Regions from separate parts of the Mus musculus genome. Here regions 1 and 2 are each linked to region 3. The links are chromatin loops, found by intact Hi-C in ENCODE. Cell type or tissue: left cerebral cortex. All regions are shown on one strand. Region 1 holds the start of Mrpl44 (mitochondrial ribosomal protein L44). Region 2 has its middle 21 kb from the start of Gm34098. Region 3 overlaps Dock10 (dedicator of cytokinesis 10).

Region 1 (2,500 bases), 740 kb before region 3:
GCAAGCGTTTACTGAAAGGACCCTGATATAGCTGTCCCTTGTGAGACTAGGCCGGGGCCTAGCAAACACAGAAGTGGATGCTCACAGTCAGCTATTGGATGGATCACAGGGCCTCCAATGGAGGAGCTAGAGAAAGTATCCAAGGAGCTAAAGAGATCTGCAACCCTATCAGAGGAACAACATTATGAACTAACCAGTACCCCAGAGCTCTTGACTCTAGCTGCATATGCATCAAAAGATGACCTAGTCGGCCATCACTGGAAAGCGAGGCCCATTGGTCAGGCAAACGTTATATGCCCCAGTACAGGGGAACGCCAGGGCCAAAAAATGGGAATGGGTGGGTAGGGGAGTGGGGGGGGGGAGGGAGTGGGGGGACTTTTGGGATAGCATTGTAAATGTAATTGAAGAAAATACATAATAATAATAAAAAAAGAGAAAAAAAATGAACAAGCTGTTTGTGAAAGCAGGCACAAAGACCCTGGAGTCTAACTGGGTGAGTGCAGGGGAATTGTTTCCCTTGTATAAGAACCATACAGGTGCCTCTCAAGGAAAAGATGTTCACCATAAAAACTATGGGAAAAGAAGCAGAGACACTTCCATTTCTGACTTCAGGTCTTTTACTCATATTTTGTTAGGAAAGCTTCAAACGTTGATACAGATTTTTAAAAAAAAAACTTGTAATTTCACTGTTAATATTTTTATGTACCCCTCCTGGTCCCGAGTCTTCCCCTGTGGGAGGGGGGTAGGGTGGGAGGAAAGTAGTTGTTTTAAAATACAAACTTTAATTTTGGTTAAGTTAAACACACTTCTGAACGTGCTTTTGTAAGCGAGACTTTTTGGAAACGGTTGGGTGAAGCCTTAAACTTTGAAAACATTTCCTCAGTAGTGGCTGGAATGATGGTCTGCAACTTTTAAGACTGAATGTAAACAAGAAATGTTTTTCTTGTGAAAATTTAAGTGTTTTATTTAGAACTTTAAAAACTAGTTTTTGTTCTGCTTTAATGAGAAATAAACACAAGCGAGACTGATAGGGTCAAGCAACTGTTTCTCAACAATTTCTGCACCCATACTTACAGAATGGGCAGAAAGAAGCACTTGCGCACGCGCAGTACACTAGCCATGCTCCCTCTTCGGTGTCCTCCAGCGTTCAGGCCTCTCTCTGCTGCTGCACCAGTTTCCGGGGAACCGCGTTCGGGCTACACCGCTCCGGCTGTCTTCCTTCCGCCTCCTATTGCCTTGTTCTTGCCATGGCTTCTGCTGTATTCCGGTTGCTGCAGCAGGGCCCTCGCCGCCTATTGGCTCCGGCCGTCCCCACGCTGGCTCCTCCGGTTCGGGGAGTGAAGAAGGGATTCCGTGCCGCCTTCCGCTTCCAGAAAGAGCTGGAGCGATGGCGCCTGCTACGCTGCCCGCCGCCGCCAGTGCGACGGTAGGCGTCTCGGGAGGGTGGAGAGGCTAAGGTGGCGGCGAGGACACCAGGCTGCAGGCAACTGCGGTGGGCACGTTCCTGCAGGCAGCATGGGGCAGAGGAACTGGGCGACAGGGGCTGGGCTGTCCCCTGCAGAATCTCACTAGCTGAATATAAGCAAATGGGGTCGACCAGAGGGTAACTGCTTGGGATTGGGATTGACCCAATTTTGTCACTTCCTAATCTCAGGCCAATTGGGTATTTTAAAGAGGAATAGGGTCATCAATTCTACCATATTGCGTACCAGGGTAGAAACATTTAATTCTGTGTGTAACAGAATTTCATGTCCACTGCCTGGAGTGAGGATAAAAGTTTAGGTTTTTTATCTAATTAATCTTCTTGCCTGGGGGCGGGGGGGGGGGTTGTCGGACAAATCAAAACAGCCAACAACAACAACAACCTCAACAAAAACCCCACAGATTTTTCTAAAGTGCATCATGCTTATATACGATCCTGCATCATGCACTTTCTGTATACTCTGTCTTAGTGGGCAAAAGTACACGAAGATCAACTTCATTCTTACAGTTTCTTTGGCATTTGACTTCCGTTAGATTGTTAGAACACCAAAGAAGCAGGAACTGTCTCTAGTTAGCTAGTTATTCCTGAGCTGAGACTTTGATTACTATTTTAATATTGCCCTCCAGGAGAATATTAATCCCCTTTACACTAACACCAGTGAGAATACACCTTCTATTGCACAATTATTGTGGTTTAATAAGCAAGACTCAGAATCATGTCTTAATTTACATTCCCTTGCCCAATAGACAGGTGGGTATTTTAAGATTAATGAGTTAAAATTGGAAAAAACTATAGAAAACAAATTTAGATTTATGATTTTAAACTTAGATCTATTTTTCTTCTCTCTTTTAACTTTAAAGGATTTTATTGTGGCATTATTTTTCTCTAGGAAAAGACATTTAATTTTCTCTAGGAAAAGGCATTTAATTCTTGGAATTGTGTGTCTGTACAGTGTACCTGCACACACCAGGCCATTGTGTCAATTACCACTACCACTGAATTAGAACAGCCTCAACC
Region 2 (2,500 bases), 260 kb before region 3:
ATAGGTCCTGATAACTGAACTCAGATCATCAGACATGGTAGCAAGCATCACTGCCACTGAGCCAACACCCATGTTCTATGTTAGAGAGCAACTGGAACAAAGAAACTAATCAATGTGAGAGAAATCTACATATCTCTTGATGTTATGCTAATCAACACATACCACATTATTAAAACAGAAGCTGCAAATCCCTCAGGTTCCAGAAAAAATAAAGCGTAACCTTATTTTAATGTTTATTTTTCGCAAAAAGTAAAAAAAATTAGTTTACTTGGTGTGATACACTACATAATGGCTTCCTCACAATGCTTACATGCTAATCCCTAGAGCAGCAGGTGTGATTTAAACTATCTTGAGCAGGAAGATTATCCTGATTTACCTAGTTGGGACTGACATAATATCTCAGCACTCTCCAAAGAAGACACGGTAAGGGTCAGATAGAAAGGAGAACAGGACAGAGGTGAAGATGGTACATGGCTGCAGGAAGAGTCTGAGGCAGTAGAGGTTGGAGATTGTAGAAAAGCCAGTGAAGGAAAAAGCATGAATTCTCCCCTCACGCCTCCACATGTACAAGGGAGACAACCTGCGGGGTAGTAATATTCACCATGTGACACAGTAAGAGTAGGAAGAACAGTAAGGAAAGTGTGAGGGGCTAGTCCACCCAGCAACTCAGGAGATCTGTGTTCTACATAGGAAACAACACATTCTACTGGATAAACAAATCAACTGAACACACTAATTATAATATCATATAGACGCTTATCTTTTATAACTGGTATGCCATGAAGACAGACTTCTCAGGAGGCTCCATTTGGAAGTGGTGCCCATTAGACTCCCAAATTCTTTTCTCCACGATGAGAATACATTTTAGTTTGTTCCAGTTACTATGACAAAATGCCAAAACCTGCAAAACTTCAACAGAAAATTGTTGAGCTTCTAGAAAGTGGAACAATGTTAAGGTGCAGGCAGGGGTGGTACTCACGGCATGCTTCATATAGGATGTCCTAATAGTGCCACTCCCTAAGACCCAAGAATTTAAGTACATGGGTCTATGGGGGTTCAAACCTATTCTTACCACCACATTATCTATGCTGGGGAGAGCTTGGTGAACAAAGTCTAAAGATTTGGGCCAGTGGAAACAGCCAGTGAGTTGACAGAAGGAATCTGGCCTGCAGAAGGAGTGGGGGCATCTCTGCAGACATTGCTGGAATCAGGTGCTAGAGACACTACATCCTGCTAACTTAGAGGGATTCCTCAAATGGTCTTACACAGGCAGCTCCAAAAGCTCCAAGAACAAAAGTCACACAGCCATTTTAGTAGAGCTGTTTGCTATGCCTGTACGTGCGTGCGTGTATGTGTTATGTCTAAAACGGGATGCGGCTGTAGCAATTTGGCTGGCAGTATCAGATAAGCTACTGAACCTACATTAAGGGCTTAAGAAAACCAGAGCTAGGGCTGGAGAGAGAGAGCATATCAAAGGTCCTGCCTGGGTTCACTTCCAGCAACTACTTGGTGACTAACAACTACCTGTAACTCTAATTACATGGGATGACTCCTTCTGGCCTCTGGTGGCATTTCACACACATGGTGCAGACACAGAAATAAAGATCATAAGCCTTTACAGGGCTACAGAAAGCTATACCTTGCTGGCACCTAGCACTGGGAGAGCTACCTGACCGAAAGCCAGTTTGTGAGCCAGCAGAGCTGGAACCTGACCAGAAATGTTCCTTGCTTCTCTGAGGTGGCTCATCAGTGCTTTCCACTGGCAAAGCTCAGTATCAGGGTAGGCAGGTGATCATCTTCAATAACCCAAATGGTCATCATGGGTATGCGAGGCCTTCAAAGGTTCTTCCCGCACTTGGGCTTTAAATGACACCCACAGAGACTGATGATTCTTACAGCTGCATGTGTAGCCCATCCTCTTCCCCAGGTCCCAGGTGCACAGCACGGTACTCCGTGATCTCTGGCTACAGAAATGGCAAGGTTCCACACTGACCCCTTGATACCCCCACTCTCAAATTGATCAATTTCCCTGTGCATTTAAACTACTCCAAAAAGAAAGTCTATTAAACATAAGTACAAAAGACAAACAAAACCAACCCCCTCCCTCCAAAAAAATTCCAACAAAACAAAACTACTTAACACCTCCTCCTAAGATGGGAAAATTTTTTTACAACTTCTCACAACAAAAGCCTTTACGTGACATCCTTTCCCCCACATTCCAGGGAATGTTGTTCCGAGGAGTCCACACTCCCATCATGGCCATTTAACCTCTGCTGGAGGCTGAGGACACAGTCACACCCCAGCAAGCGCAATGCTCCACAGCACTTCATTCATAACCCTTGCAATGGAGTGGAGGCTGTGGCTCTCCCTGTGAGCTTCACAGCCCTGGATTCCGTGGGCTCCTGCTACCATCTTGTCTGTCCCATCCCACCTGTCTTGTATTGTGCACCTGGGATGCCCTCTCCTAGCCATCTCCAGACAGTGTAGGCCTGTCTTCTTT
Region 3 (2,500 bases):
CACTCACACAAGTTTTTCCATGCATATGAACTGAGAGGTCTAGAAGAAGAGGTTCTGTGTCTCAAGGCCTGGCTCTGGGTGTGGCATGTTAGTAGATGCTTGCTAGAGGTTGGCTGGAGAATGATAATGTATGTGAAGGCTGGCAATAGTTTAATGAGAAGATCCAAGAAGACCTTCAGTGGATTCTCTCAAATTAATACCATGTGATAGCAATTTGGGTTCTATTAGAAGACAGCTCTCAGAATGGTGGGGTTCACAAAGGCCTCCTGAACTGGGTAAACAGGTAAGTGTCTTGCTTTTCCTCCAGCTCTGCTTCTGAGCTCAGCTACTTCAACATTTTAACTGCTATTCAAAAGCATATGAACTATGGAAAAAGCAGAAGACTTGCTAAGTTGTTTCAAAAAATGATATAAATATTACTCAGGTAAAAGCTTATAATTGTGCTGAAGAGATGGCCTAGTGGTTAACAGTGCTTACTGCTCTTGGGTTGGGTTAGCAGCGCCCACATGGTGCTTTACAATCACGCTCTTGGGTTGGGTTAGCAGCACCCACTTGGTGGTTTGCAATCACCTGTAAGTCCAGAGTCCTGAGGATCCAATGCCCTCTCCTGACCTCTGTGAACACATGCATAATCATGGTGTTCATAAACTCATGTAGATACAAACATAAAAAAAAAATCCAAAACCTCACCAGCCAATCAACATGCAAAATATCTCAAGTATTTTGGCTAGTTCATTTCGCATGGAAAATTAAAAACAGTGCGTAGAAATAGGAAAAATCTAGTCAAGTCATATTGTGTGAACATTGTCAAGTCACACTGTGTGAACACTATCAAGTCACACTGTGTGAACACTCTCAAGTCACACTGTGTGAACACTGTCAAGTCACACTGTGTGAACACTGTCAAGTCACTGTGTGAACACTGTCAAGTCACTGTGTGAACACTGTTTGTTCACCTACCTTGTTGGAATCTTGAATTATTTTCACATTGTCTGCTCCAAATTTGTCTGCATAGAGCTTGAGAAGCCTTTGGGAGATCTCCGAGAGCCCTGTCAGCTTAGGCTCTTTGTAGATATACTCTTTACCTTCCTCCTCCTCAAAGAATCCCTAGGGGAGACACACAGAAAAACCACTGGCTTTATTAGAGAATTCCAGTGACAAATCACAACCAGACAAAAAAAAAATCCACATACTAAGGGGAAAAAAAAGTTCCCGTCTTTCATTTGTCAGAAGCCATTAATTAGCAGCCTATGAAGGTCAAACCAGAAAGGGAGAGAGTAATGAGCAGAGAATACTGTGTCATAATCAGACAACAGCATAAACATTCCCCCAGCCAGGCGAAGGAACGTCAACACATATCCTACACATATTTTTTCTTTTATTAGATATTTTCTTTATTTACATTTCAAATGTTATCCCCTTTCCTGGTTTCCCCTCCGAAAAACCCCTATCCCCTTCCCCCACTCCCAGCTTTTTGCTTGGACAAATCAAAGGAAGAATTTGTTTGCATATAAGTTGGAGGAAGAATGCCCTCTTGTGGTAGTCTTAAGTAGAACACAACATTTTGAGTGATATTCGACAGTTTTTAGACCATTCATTATCATTTTATGCCTTCTGTAAGTCTTTAAACGTAGCCCAGGTGACACCATATGGCACACACGGGTACCTAAATATGTCACTACATGTTCCTATACCATCTTGTTTGCAGACATCTGACACTCTGCAGTGTTAGTGTGACAGAAATTGAACATAGTACTCCCCAATTACAGCTCTTTAAAAGCACCCACATTAATATGTCTTTAAAGACTGTAGGGTATATGCTAGTTATATGTAACTTAATTACTCAGTTTTAAAACCTTTGAAAATATGGAGTTTGCAGGACTAAAAATAACACCTGAGCCATCATTTTTATTCCACGAGAGCCCAGTGGGCTTTAGCCGTTATAAATCTGTCTGGTTTGAAGCCAAGGAAAAAGAAGATTCTATTATCTGTAGATAACTAAGTGAGAAATTCCCTATAATTCATTCTCTTTGAAGAGACAGGAACATGTCTCCTTCTGACCCTGTGGAATAAATGTGGTCTCAGAATACAAGATGAGCTGAGCGAGAAGAGCCTACCCTATCGGTTTCTTCTGACGGCACAGTTTACCTACAAATAAGACTACTGAGTCCAAGAAGAAACAACACTTTTTTTTTTTTACATTGTTTTTGAGGGTTTGGGGAGATGGCTCAGTGGTTAAGCATTTGGAAACAAGTGAGAGGAGAGGAGATTTCAATCCATAGAAGCCAGGGCTTAGAAGCCCTTCTGTAATTCTCGTCCCAGAAGATGGGGTTAAGGTCCCTTTGATTAAACTGGCTAATAAGAATACCCACATCTGAGATCTCTGGGATTGTCTGAGAGACTCTGCCTCACTGAAAAAGGTAGAAATTTGATCAAAATGATTCTCTCTTCAGCCTCCATATGCCTGAGGACACAAGTGCATTTAGATCCCCAATACATG

The links. Hi-C counts contacts between places; a loop is a spot of excess contacts. Peaks named below come from ENCODE experiments on the same cell type or tissue, not always from the same donor. Only the 100,000 strongest peaks of a DNase experiment are listed, where the experiment ranks them.
Region 1: a loop joins it to region 3, with 5 times the contacts of the local background. A loop is called at or near these places in 13 of 42 quality-filtered maps.
Region 2: it touches region 3 in a loop (2.2-fold over the local background); 3 of 42 quality-filtered maps call a loop at or near these places.

The regions. Positions count from the first base shown.
Region 1 is chr1:79,774,886-79,777,385 of GRCm38, forward strand. It overlaps Mrpl44 (mitochondrial ribosomal protein L44), which reads left to right and starts at 1,133. Exons shown (of 4, transcript NM_001081210.1): 1 at 1,133-1,426. The coding sequence starts at 1,248. It also overlaps a transcript of Wdfy1 not described here. In left cerebral cortex, a CTCF peak has its summit at 1,359; a DNase peak (open chromatin) is centred at 1,183; H3K4me3 peaks cover 1,485 bases; H3K27ac peaks cover 449 bases.
Region 2 is chr1:80,256,528-80,259,027 of GRCm38, forward strand. No RefSeq gene overlaps it. Among named protein-coding and RNA genes, the nearest start is that of Gm34098, 21 kb to the left of the region's middle. In left cerebral cortex, no CTCF peak of the experiment used is centred here; a DNase peak (open chromatin) is centred at 1,324.
Region 3 is chr1:80,514,529-80,517,028 of GRCm38, forward strand. Dock10 (dedicator of cytokinesis 10) reads right to left here. Exons shown (of 56, transcript NM_175291.4): 51 at 961-1,107. Among named protein-coding and RNA genes, the nearest start is that of 1700016L21Rik, 70 kb to the left of the region's middle. In left cerebral cortex, a CTCF peak has its summit at 1,550 (motif pointing left); a DNase peak (open chromatin) is centred at 1,555.